Linked DNA regions of Homo sapiens: region 1 is linked to region 2. A link is a loop called in an ENCODE intact Hi-C map of the cell type or tissue named here. Cell type or tissue: heart right ventricle. All regions are shown on one strand. Each heading gives the region's core, and the rest is flanking DNA. Links, peaks and the distances in the headings are about the cores only. Region 1 has its middle 18 kb from the start of NPIPA1. Region 2 overlaps PDXDC1 (pyridoxal dependent decarboxylase domain containing 1).

Region 1 (5,378 bases), core at 143-5,142, 62 kb before region 2:
CGAGTGTAACAACAGTCGTGGCCATGGCAGCACCTGCGGATGTCACATGGGCAGGACAGCAGGTGGGTGAAACTCTCTCCTGGCCCTCCTCTCTTGCCAGCACTATGGGTGACTGAAGACCCCCAGGGAGGCACAGCATCCTCTTATCTAAGATTTTTTTTTTTTTAAGAGACAGGGTCTTTCTCTGTCGCCCAGGCTGGACTGCAGAGGCACAATCATAGCTCACGGCAGCCTTGAACTCCTGGGCTCAAGCGATCCTCCCACTTCAGTGTCCCAAGTAGCTGAGACTACAGGCACACGCCAGCATGCCTGGCTGGTTTTTTAATTTGTATTTCCTTTGAGACAGCGTATCTCTCTGTTGCTCAGGCTGGAGTGCAATGGCTCAATCAGCTCACTTTAGCCTTGAACTCCCGGGCTCAAGTGATACTGCCACCTCAACCTCCCAAGTCTGCTACTACAGGAACACAAACTCCTTTTTTAAATTTTTTGTGGATATGGGGTCTCACTATGTTGCCTAGGCTGGTCTCGAACTCCCAGGCTCAAGCAGTCCTCCTACCTCAGCCTCCACAAATGCTGGGATTACAGGTGGGAGCTACTGTACACCTGGCCTTATCTAAGCTGTTTCCCTGAAAATCCCCGTCTTGGGTAATGATTCCATTGGCCCCACCATGCCCTCTGCCTTCCTGGCTGTGCCCAAGCTTGGTCCCTGCCTGCCTGCCTGCCTCCCTCTCTGGGTCTCGAGCTCCTGTGACACATGACTCCTCTCTCTTCCTAGTGATCCAAGCCCTGCCACTTCCTGACTTTGCCCACACTGTACCCTCTGCCTGGGGCAACTTCATGTCTGCCCATTGACCCTTAGGCCTCAGCCCAGGCACAAGCCCCTGCCTCCGGAGGTCATCCAGGCCTCACCAGGCTACACCCTCTCGTAAAATTGGATTCCCTCCCTTCAGGGCAGCTTTATAATGAAATCCTCCTCAGAGGCCAGGTGCGGTGACACCCATCTGTAATCCCAGCACTTTGGGAGGCTGAGGTGGGAGGATCACTTGAGGCCAGGGGGTCGAGACCAGCCTGGGCAACATAAGAGAGACTCTTGTCTCTATAACAAATTTAAAAATTAGCTCACCAGGCCAGGCCCAGTGGCTCATGCCTGTAATCCCAACACTTTGAGAGGCCGAGGCAGGTGGATCACGAGGTCAGGAGTTCAAGAGCAGCCTGACCAACATGGCGAAACCCTGTCTCTACTAAGGAGAATCGCTTGAACCCAGGAGGTGGAGGTTGCGGTGAGCCAAGATCACGCCATTGCAGTCCAGCCTGAGCAACAGAGCAAGACTCTGTCTCGAGACAATAAAAACACATAAAAAATTAACTCGCCATGATGGCACATGCCTGTAGTCCTAGCTACTTGGGAGGCTGAGGTGGGAGGATTCCCTTCAGCCCAGGAGTTTGAGGCTGCAGTGAGCCACTATGATTGTGCCACTGCACTCTAACCTGGGCAAAAGCGAGACCCCAGGCTAGAGTGCATGATTTTGGGTCACTGCAACCTCCACCTCCCAGGTTCAAGTGATTCCCCTGCCTCAGCCTCTTGAGTACCTGGGACTACAGGCATGTGCCACCACGCCTGGGTAATTTTTGTATTTTTAGTAGAGACAGGGTTTAGTAGAGACCATGGTGAAACCCCATCTCTATTAAACAAATCTCTACTGAAGATTTGCTGTACTGAAGGGATAGCAAAACTCAGTTACCAAAATGGCAATGTGTTTGAACTGTTTACAGGCCAAGAATTCACATTTGCAACCCACGCAATACACTACTGATTGTGTGACTTCCTCTAGAGAGAATGTCAAAAGTTACAATGTGATGGCTTTTATGAATGTGAGATGAGGCCCAGTGTGCCTTCTCCTCTTCGGTTTGTGCCTCAATGATCATCACCTCCCAAAACATATGCTGAGCTCCCAGCTTCCAGGCACTGTCCCAAAAGTGGGGTGTCAGTGGGAACCCAAGCAACAGACAATATAGAGTCTCGCACCTCATAGAACTCATTTTCTCCTTGCTTCTTTTTCTCACCTTTTTTTTTTTTTTTTTTTTTTTTGAGATAGGGTCTTACCCTGTTTCCCAGGCTGGAGTGCAGTGGCACAATCATAGCTCACTGCAACCTCAAATGCCTGGGCTCAACGTAGCTTCCTGCCTCAGCCTCCTGAGTAGCTGGGACTACAGGCACCCGCCACCATGTCCGGCTAATTTTTCTTTCTTTCTTTTTTTTTTTTGTATTTTTAGTAGAGATGGGGTTTCATCATGTTAGCCAAGATGGTCTCGATCTCCTGACCTTGTGATCCACACACCTTGGCCTCCCAAAGTGCTGGGATTACAGGCATGATCCACCGCACCTGGCCCTGATTTTAACTTCTCTTTTTTCTTTTTTTTTTTTTTTTTTTTTGAGACAGACTCCTGTTGCCCAGGCTCTGGAGTACAGTGGTGCGATCTTGGCTCACTGCAACTTCTCCCTCCCAAGTTCAAGCGATTCTCCTGGCTCAGCCTCTCCAGTAGCTGGGAATAAAGGCATGCGCTACCATGCCTGGATCATTTTGGTATTTTTAGTACAGACGGGGTTTCGCCATGTGGGCCAGGCTCGTCTCCAACTCTTGTCCTCAGGTGATCCGCCGGCCTCGGCCTCCCAAAGTGCTGGGATTATAGCCATGAGCCACCGTGCCTGGCCTTGATTTTTAGCTTTTAACTTTGAAATAACTACAGACTTTGAAAGAAGTTGCAAAAATAGTACAAAGAGTTACCACATACTCTTCATCCAAGCTTCCTGAAATATTGATATCTTACATGACCATAGTACAATGATCAAAACAAGGAAATAAGCACGGAAATCATACACGTACCTAATCTACAGATCTTATTCAAATGATCACCGATCGTCACCCTAAGGTTCTTTGTTCCCAGTCTGGCCTCCAATCCCAGATTGCTTCACATTGTGTTGAACTGTCAAATGGCCTTAGTCTCCAAGTGAGATCACTAACCGGCTATTCTGTAGGCTGTCCCTCAGTTTATCAACCCAGTTGTTATGGGCTAAATGATGCCCTCCAAAATTCATATATTGGAGCCCTAATTTCCAGTACCTCAGAAGGCGACTGTGTTTGAAGATAAGGCCTTTAAAATGGCAATTAAGTTAAAGTGAGACCTTTAGGATGGGCTCTAATCCAATCTGTCTGGTGTCCTTATAAGAAGAGGAAATTTGGGGGCATGGTTGGTGGCTCACACCTGTAATCCCAGCACTTTAGGAGGCTAAAGTAGGAGGATCACTTGAGGTACGAAGATCACTTGAGACCAGCCTGGCCAACATGGTGAAACCCCATCTCTACTAAAAATTAGCTGGGTGTGGTGGCACATGTCTGTAATCCCAACTACTTGGGAGGCTGAGGCAGGAGAATCGCTTGAACCTGGGAGAGGGAGGTTGCAGTGAGAGGAGATCGAGCCACTGCACTACAGCCTGGGTGACAGAGCAAGATTCCGTCTTTAAAAATAAAATAAAATAAAAAAAAAATTTGGACACACAAACAGGCACCAGGGGCCGGGCATGGTGGCTCATGCCTGTAATCCCAGCCCTTTAGGAGGCCAAGGCAGGAGGATTGCCTGAGCTCAGGAGTTCAAAACCAGCCTGGGCAACGTAGTGAGACCCTGTCACTCTCTCTCTCTTTTTTTTTATTTAAAAAATAAATAAATAAAACGAGGCACCAGGGATGTTTTCACACCAAGGAAAGACCATGTGAAGACACAGCAAGAAGGCAGCCGTGTGAAACTAACCCAGCAGGCACCCTGGTCTTGGACTTCTTGCCTCCAGAAGGGTGAGCAAATAAGTTTCTATTGTCTAAGCCACGCTGTGTGCGCTATTTTGTTATGGCAGCCCCAGCAAACTAATATATCCATTCTCTTCAGTTCTTGGAAATCTGCCCATTTCTATGTTCTCTGACCCTTTTTATCTGCCCGTTTATTGATTTATAGCCTTCTCCGGCTCCTTATCCTTGTTACTGGTCCGGAGTAAACTTCTGTTAGATTTCTCCCAGCTGGGCAGGCTTCCAGCTCACCAAAACATCTCCTTCTTTGCTTTTTACTTATATCCCCCTTGTATCATTTTTCCATGGCTGAGGTAACAAATTACCACGAATTTAATGGCTTAAAAGAACACAAACTTCTTGTCTTAGAATTTGGGGTGTCAGAGTCTAAAATGGGTCTGCAGGACTGCATTCCTCCTGGAGGTCCTAAAGGAGAGTTCATTTTCTTGCCTCTTCCAAGCTTCTAGATGCTCCCTGCACTCCTTGGCTCCCCATCCAACATCTTCAAAGTCAGCAGCATAAATCTTCCCATCTCCCTTTCTCTCTCTTTTTTTTAGACAAAGTCTTACTCTGTCACCTAGGCTGGAACGCAGTGGTACAGTCATAGCTCACTGCAGCCTCAAACCCCGAGGCTGAAGTGATCCTCCCGCCTCAGCCTCACGAGTAGCTGGGACCACAGGCATGCACCACCATGCCTGGCTGATTTTTAATTTTTTATAGAGACAGGCTCTTGCTATGTCACCAGGGCTGTCTTGAATTTGGGAGCCCGCGATCAGAAGCCAGCATGGTCGGCAGCTCCCTACACCACGTCCGGGCTTCCCGGGCCTCCAGCTGCCCCCTGCGCCGCCGCCGCCTCCCGCACCTGCACGTGGCCACTCCAGATGCTCCGGAGGGATTGAGCACCCCGCGCACACCCAGCTCACACCATCCAATCCGGAGGCCATGGGCCGACATGGGGGCTGAGCGTTTGAAATGAGCCCGGACCACCAGATGCATGGGTCCGTTCACACGAAATACCCAGAACAGGCAAAGCCACAGAGGCAGAAAGTATGGGGTTATTTATTTTAATTAATTAATTAATTGTTTTGAGACGTAGTCTCCTCTGTCGCCCAGGCTAGAGTGCCGATCCCTATGTTAGCTTGATGTGGTGGCTCATATCTGTAATCACAGCACTTTGGTAAGCTGAGGCGGGAGGATCGCTTGTCAGGCCAAGAGTTCAAGACCAGTCTGGGCAAAATAGTGAGACCCCCCTGCTATGGTTTGGATTTGGGTCCCTGCCCAAATCTCATGCCGAATTATAATCCCCAGTGTTAGGGGAGGGACCTGGTGGGAGGTGATTGGATCATGGGGGGAGAGTGCCTCCTTGCTGTTCTCCTGATAGTGAGTGAGTTCTTATGAGATCTGGTTGGTTTAAAAGCATGTAGCGCTTCCCCCTTCTCTCCCTTCCTCCTGCTCCAGCTATGTAAGATGTGCGTGCTTCCCCTTTGCCTTCCGCCATGATTCAAAGTTTCCTGAGGCCTCCCAGCCATGCCTCCTGCACAG
Region 2 (5,378 bases), core at 162-5,161:
TTTTTTAATTTGAGGTAGATTTAGGTATGAGGGGAAAAAGTTTTCAGCCCTTTTCCTGGCATAGACCTTACAAAAGAACTACTTTCTTTAGCTGTGTTTGTTGAGGCCGTTGGTGAGTGTTTGAAATCTTTTTAGTTGGCTTACTGCTAACTGGAAATTTAGGACGGTTGGGGGAATGCCTGACTCAACGTTTTAACTAAGCTCTCTCTGAAAAGGGATCTCCCCAGCAAAATCTGTAGTGCAATCAATTACCAAGGGAGCGGCTGAAAGTGCTTAATATGCTTAAGCTGGCTTCAGAATGCATGTTCTGTATTACAAGGAACCTGGGTGGAAACAAAACAAATTCATCTATATGTTTTGTTTGTTTGTTTTTTGAGCTGGAGTCTTGCTTTGTTGCCCAGGCTGGAGTGCAGTGGCACGATCTCGGCTCACTACAAGCTCTGCCTCCCAGGTTCACGCCATTCTCCCGCCTCGGCCCCGCGAGTACCTGGGACTATAGGCGCCCACCACTACACCCGGCTAATTTTGTTTTTGTATTTTTAGTAGAGACGGGATTTCACCGTGTTAGCCAGGATGGTCTCCATCTCCTGACCTTGTGATCCACCCGCCTGGGCCTCCCAGAGTGCTGGGATTACAGATGTGAGCCACTGTGCCCAGCCCACCTATATGATTTTTATAAAGGGCATATCTAAATCAAAATAATCCAGGAAGTGACAATAAAATAAAAAGGTGGAAAAGTTTATCTTGGACAAATGCTGACAAAATGAAAGTACCATAGCCATATTAGTGTGGGATAAAATAGACTTCATATTGATGAAAGATGTAATCTCCTAAAAGAAATAACAGTTATACCTGCTGGGCACGGTGGCTCATGCTTATAATCCCAGCACTTTGGAAGGCCGAGGCAGGTGGATCACGAGGTCAGGAGTTCGAGACCAGCCTGGCCAACGTAGTGAAACCCCGTCTCTACTAAAAATACAAAAAAATTAGCCGGGCGTGGTGGCCACCGCCTGTAATCCCACCTACTTGGGAGGCTGAGGCAAGGAGAATTGCTTGAACCTGGGAGGTGGAGGTTGCAGAGTTGAGATCATGCCACTGCACTCTAGCCTGGGCGACAGTGTGAGACTCCGTCTCAAAAAAAAAAAAAAACAGTTATGAATGCTTGTGAACATAACTTTAAAATATATAAAGGAAAGCTAAAGGAAAAGTCTGATGTAACACAAGTATATATTGACAAACCACAATCTTGGTGGGAGATTTGAATATATTTCTCATGAGTCAGCAGATCAAGTAGATAGAAAATAAGTATATAAAAGAATTCAATGACACAATTAGATACATGTAATAGAGATTACATACTCTTCAAAGCTTGTAATAAGTCAACTCACAAACACTGATTTTAAGTCCTTCCACAAAGAAAATCTCAATAAAATAGGGATATAATAAGTCACTTCCCTCCTAGGGCGATAATGTGTATAAAAGTGTTTAAGGTATAAAGCCTTAGAAAACATTTGTTCCTTTTAATGCCCTGATGTGTTTTATCCTAGGAACGGCAGCAGTAGGACACACAGACAAGATTGGGAGATTGAAAGAACTCTGTGAGCAGTATGGCATATGGCTTCATGTGGAGGGGTAAGCCGGCGGTGAGGCTGGTGGCTCCATTCGGGCCTGCACAGAGTCCTTATGAGGACTGGACATCCAGGCTCTCACTTTGGTGACATTTATCACGAAGGGCTCTTTGGGTCACAGATCACAAAATAACCCAAATTGGCTTAAGCCCAAAGAGATCTTACTGGCTCACATAACTACAAAGAGCAGTGTTATGACTGCCTCAGGCACGACATCAACCAGGATCCAGTGTGTTACTCCCACCTCTGCTCCCCCAGTCACAGGCACTGGGCTTGGTTTCCTCTATCTGTGGACAGATCTTCCTGTTACAGTGCAAAGTAGCTGCAGAAACTCCAGCCTTCTTTCCAGCTTCGTGGTCAGCTGGAAGTCCTAACAGAAGTCTCGTATTGAACCAGCCACTGTGGCCAGGGAGAAGTAATCCTCTGATAGTTGAGGTTCTTTGCTCTCCTCTGGAGCAGATAGTGGTGTCTCCTCCCCACAAAGCTCATGTTCTGCTGGAAGAAATGGAGATGGCGCCCTGGAAGGCTATTGTAGGGCCATTAAGAGAAGCAGGGGGAACGGACGTGGGCAGCCAGAGTAGCCCATATCCACCACATCATACAGGGAGGTTTCTTTTTGATCCCTAAGTAAAGAATGATAACTGGAAAATAAGATCCATGAAAGAGAAGAATACTCCCATTATATTAAATGAGCGGGGATAGTTCCTGAGACACATTTTTATTAAAGTGCATTTTCAGGATTTTCCTTCATATGTATAAAGCACACCTTCTGTTGCTGTTAATGAAAGCTAATAACATTAAAAATATACTTAAGTGTCAACTTGCAACAGCACAGCCTTTATTTTTTTAAGTACATGGTGAGTAAGCAACATTAAATAATTAGTTCTTGGACTGGTGTTTTTTCTTCCAGTGTGAATCTGGCAACATTGGCTCTGGGTTATGTCTCCTCATCAGTGCTGGTATGTTGTTGATTTACTGAATATTGGTGTTTTTAAGAATGAATTTAAAGTCACTCAGTCCCTCATGGCTCTTCACAGTTTTTATGAATGGAGGAGGGTGTTAGGTTTGTGTATTCTGATAATCTAACAAAGAGTTGTTCTTGTTTTGGTAGGCTGCAGCCAAATGTGATAGCATGACGATGACTCCTGGCCCGTGGCTGGGTTTGCCAGCTGTTCCTGCGGTGACACTGTATAAACACGATGACCCTGCCTTGGTAAGTTTCCACTCACTGGGGAGGGAGTGGGTGTGGCTAATACACATTATTGGCTTTGGGGGCAAAATCCAGAAAAATACAGGAAAAAGTGAAAAATACCCATAATTTCACTTCTATTTCATTTTTTTAAAGAGAAACTTGTGAGACTTTTTTTAATGACATTTTATGATTGTATAATATTCTGTCACAATTTAATTATTCTCCATTTATGAACTTATAGGATGTTTTCAGAGTTTTGTTACTGAAATAATGAAGCAGTGAACGTCTTTCTGTGTTTCTAATTATTTCCTTAGAATAGGTTCCCAGATGTGGAATGACTGAGTGGGGGAGTTTTAAGCCTCCTGATCCACATTGCCCAATAGGTTTTAACTTTTTTTTTTTTTTTTTGATATGGAGTCTCGCTCTGTCACCCAGGCTGGAGTGCAATGGTGAGATGATCTTGGCTCACTGCAACCTCCACCTCCTGGGTTCAAGTGATTCTCTTGCCTCAGCCTCCCAAGTAGCTGGGATTACAGGCATGCGCCACCACGCCCGGCTTATTTTGTATTTTTAGTAGAGGCAGTGTTTCACCAAGTTGGTCATGTTGAACTCGCGATCTCAGGTGATCTGCCTGCCTCGGCCTCCCAAAGTGCTGGGATTACAGGCATGAGCCATCACACCTGGCCACATTTTTTTTTTTTTTTAATCGTAGTTGTGGGCCAGGCATGGTGGCTCATGCCTGTAATCCCAGCACTTTGGAAGGTTGAGGCAGGCAGATCGCTTGAGCCTAGGAGTTTGAGACCAGCCTGGGCAACATGGTGAAACCTCATCTCTATAAGAAAAAACAACAACAAAGAATTAGCTGGGCATGGTGGTGTGAGCCTGTAGTCCCAGCTACTCATGAGGCTAATGTGGGAGGGCTGATTGAGCCCTGGAGATCAAGGCTGCAGTGAGCTATGATCACACCACTGCACTGCAGCCTGGGCGACAGAATGAAAACGAAACCTGTCACAAAAAATAATAATAATAATGTGGTTCTTGATAATATAGGTCAGCGTGCAAAATAAGGTTTAAGTGATTTCTGCTAAAACACTGCTGTCTTGCTCAGCTAATAATGGCCAGGTGTTTGAGGATGCTCAGAGCTACCTTCGAAGTGGGGAGTCTCCTAGGTTCTGGGATGTGACCCATCTGGGTTTTCCACTGGCTTTTCCTGGCTTTGCCACTCCTGAGCTGTGAACCCTTGGACAAACCGAGGTCTCTGAGTGAAGTTACCTAGAATACTTAGCTCACAGAGTTGTTGGAAGATCACATGGATAATGCAAGCCTAGTGACTAGTATGGCATCTAGCCCACACTAAGTGGGTAGCAAATGGTAGCTGGTTAGTTCTATTATGAGATTGCAATGGCTTTGATTAATAAACCTCTTTTGGCTTTTTTAGACTTTAGTTGCTGGTCTTACATCAAATAAGCCCACAGACAAACTCCGTGCCCTGCCTCTGTGGTTATCTTTACAATACTTGGGACTTGATGGGTTTGTGGAGAGGATCAAGCATGCCTGTCAACTGGTGAGTAGAAGCCTGACATTTAAATGAAAGACTCCTTGGCCACAGCAGAGACAGAAAAACATCTCATTTCTGTACCTTCCATCCAGAGTGGTGTTGTCTGGATTGACTGTCTCGTGAGCCAGAGACTAATCGCCCTGCATGTAAATATTTCTTGTTCAAAGTTCTGGGAGAAAGTGCTGGGTTGTCTGTCCCAGCATTTGTGTGCAGATGAAATCAGATGAAAAGGAACACCACTGTCAGCATGGGATCAGAAAAGAAGTCACAGATGACTTCCAAGGAGTGGAGAAGGGTGCAAAAGGTGGAGGGGTGGGGAGCGAGTGTTCCCCTTGATTGACTGACTACGGTGAGGGAATAGGAAGGTTACAAGGTGGTTATGGAGGGCATGGATATTTTATAAACCAGCTGGCTTGGGTTTCCAAATTGCAGGGCTCTTGGGGACAATTCTAATTCTCTCTCCATTTTAGGTGTGTTCTAATTGTGAAAAATATATAATTATGCTATATTTCAGTGTTTTAGAGCATTCAGGCTTCTATAACAAAATACCTTAGAGTGGGTAATTTATAAACAACAGACATTTATTGCTTACAGTTCTGGACGTGAGAAGTCTCAGATCAAGGTGCCAGGAGATTCCATGTCGGGCCCGTTCCTCATAGATAGTGCCTTGCATGTGGCCTCACATGGCAGAAGGGGTGAGCACAGTCCCTTGAGCCTCTTTCAGAAGGTCACTAGTCCTGTTTGTGAGGGTTCCATCCTCATGCCCTAATGACCTCCCAAAGGCCTCAACTCATTTGCGATTAGGTTTCCACATAGGAATTTTGTGGGGACATAAATATTCAGATCATAGCATTTAGAAAGCAAAAAAACAGGCTGGGCATGGTGGCTCACGCCTGTAATTCCAGCACTTTGGGAGGCTGAAGCGGGTGGATCACAAGGTCATGAGATCAAGACCATCCTGGCTAACACGGTGAAACCCCGTCTCTACTAAAAATACAAA

What was found. Peaks named below come from ENCODE experiments on the same cell type or tissue, not always from the same donor. Only the 100,000 strongest peaks of a DNase experiment are listed, where the experiment ranks them.
Region 1: it touches region 2 in a loop (3-fold over the local background); 2 of 110 quality-filtered maps call a loop at or near these places.

The regions. Positions count from the first base shown.
Region 1 is chr16:14,953,089-14,958,466 of GRCh38, forward strand. No RefSeq gene overlaps it. Among named protein-coding and RNA genes, the nearest start is that of NPIPA1, 18 kb to the left of the region's middle. In heart right ventricle, for the core only: no CTCF peak of the experiment used is centred there; a DNase peak (open chromatin) is centred at 2,633; H3K27ac peaks cover 816 bases.
Region 2 is chr16:15,014,582-15,019,959 of GRCh38, forward strand. PDXDC1 (pyridoxal dependent decarboxylase domain containing 1) reads left to right here. Exons shown (of 23, transcript NM_015027.4): 9 at 1,548-1,632; 10 at 2,539-2,587; 11 at 2,740-2,841; 12 at 4,259-4,384. Among named protein-coding and RNA genes, the nearest start is that of MIR1972-1, 6.9 kb to the left of the region's middle. RefSeq lists enhancers at 1,325-1,826, 1,827-2,326. In heart right ventricle, for the core only: no CTCF peak of the experiment used is centred there; a DNase peak (open chromatin) is centred at 2,851; H3K27ac peaks cover 2,246 bases.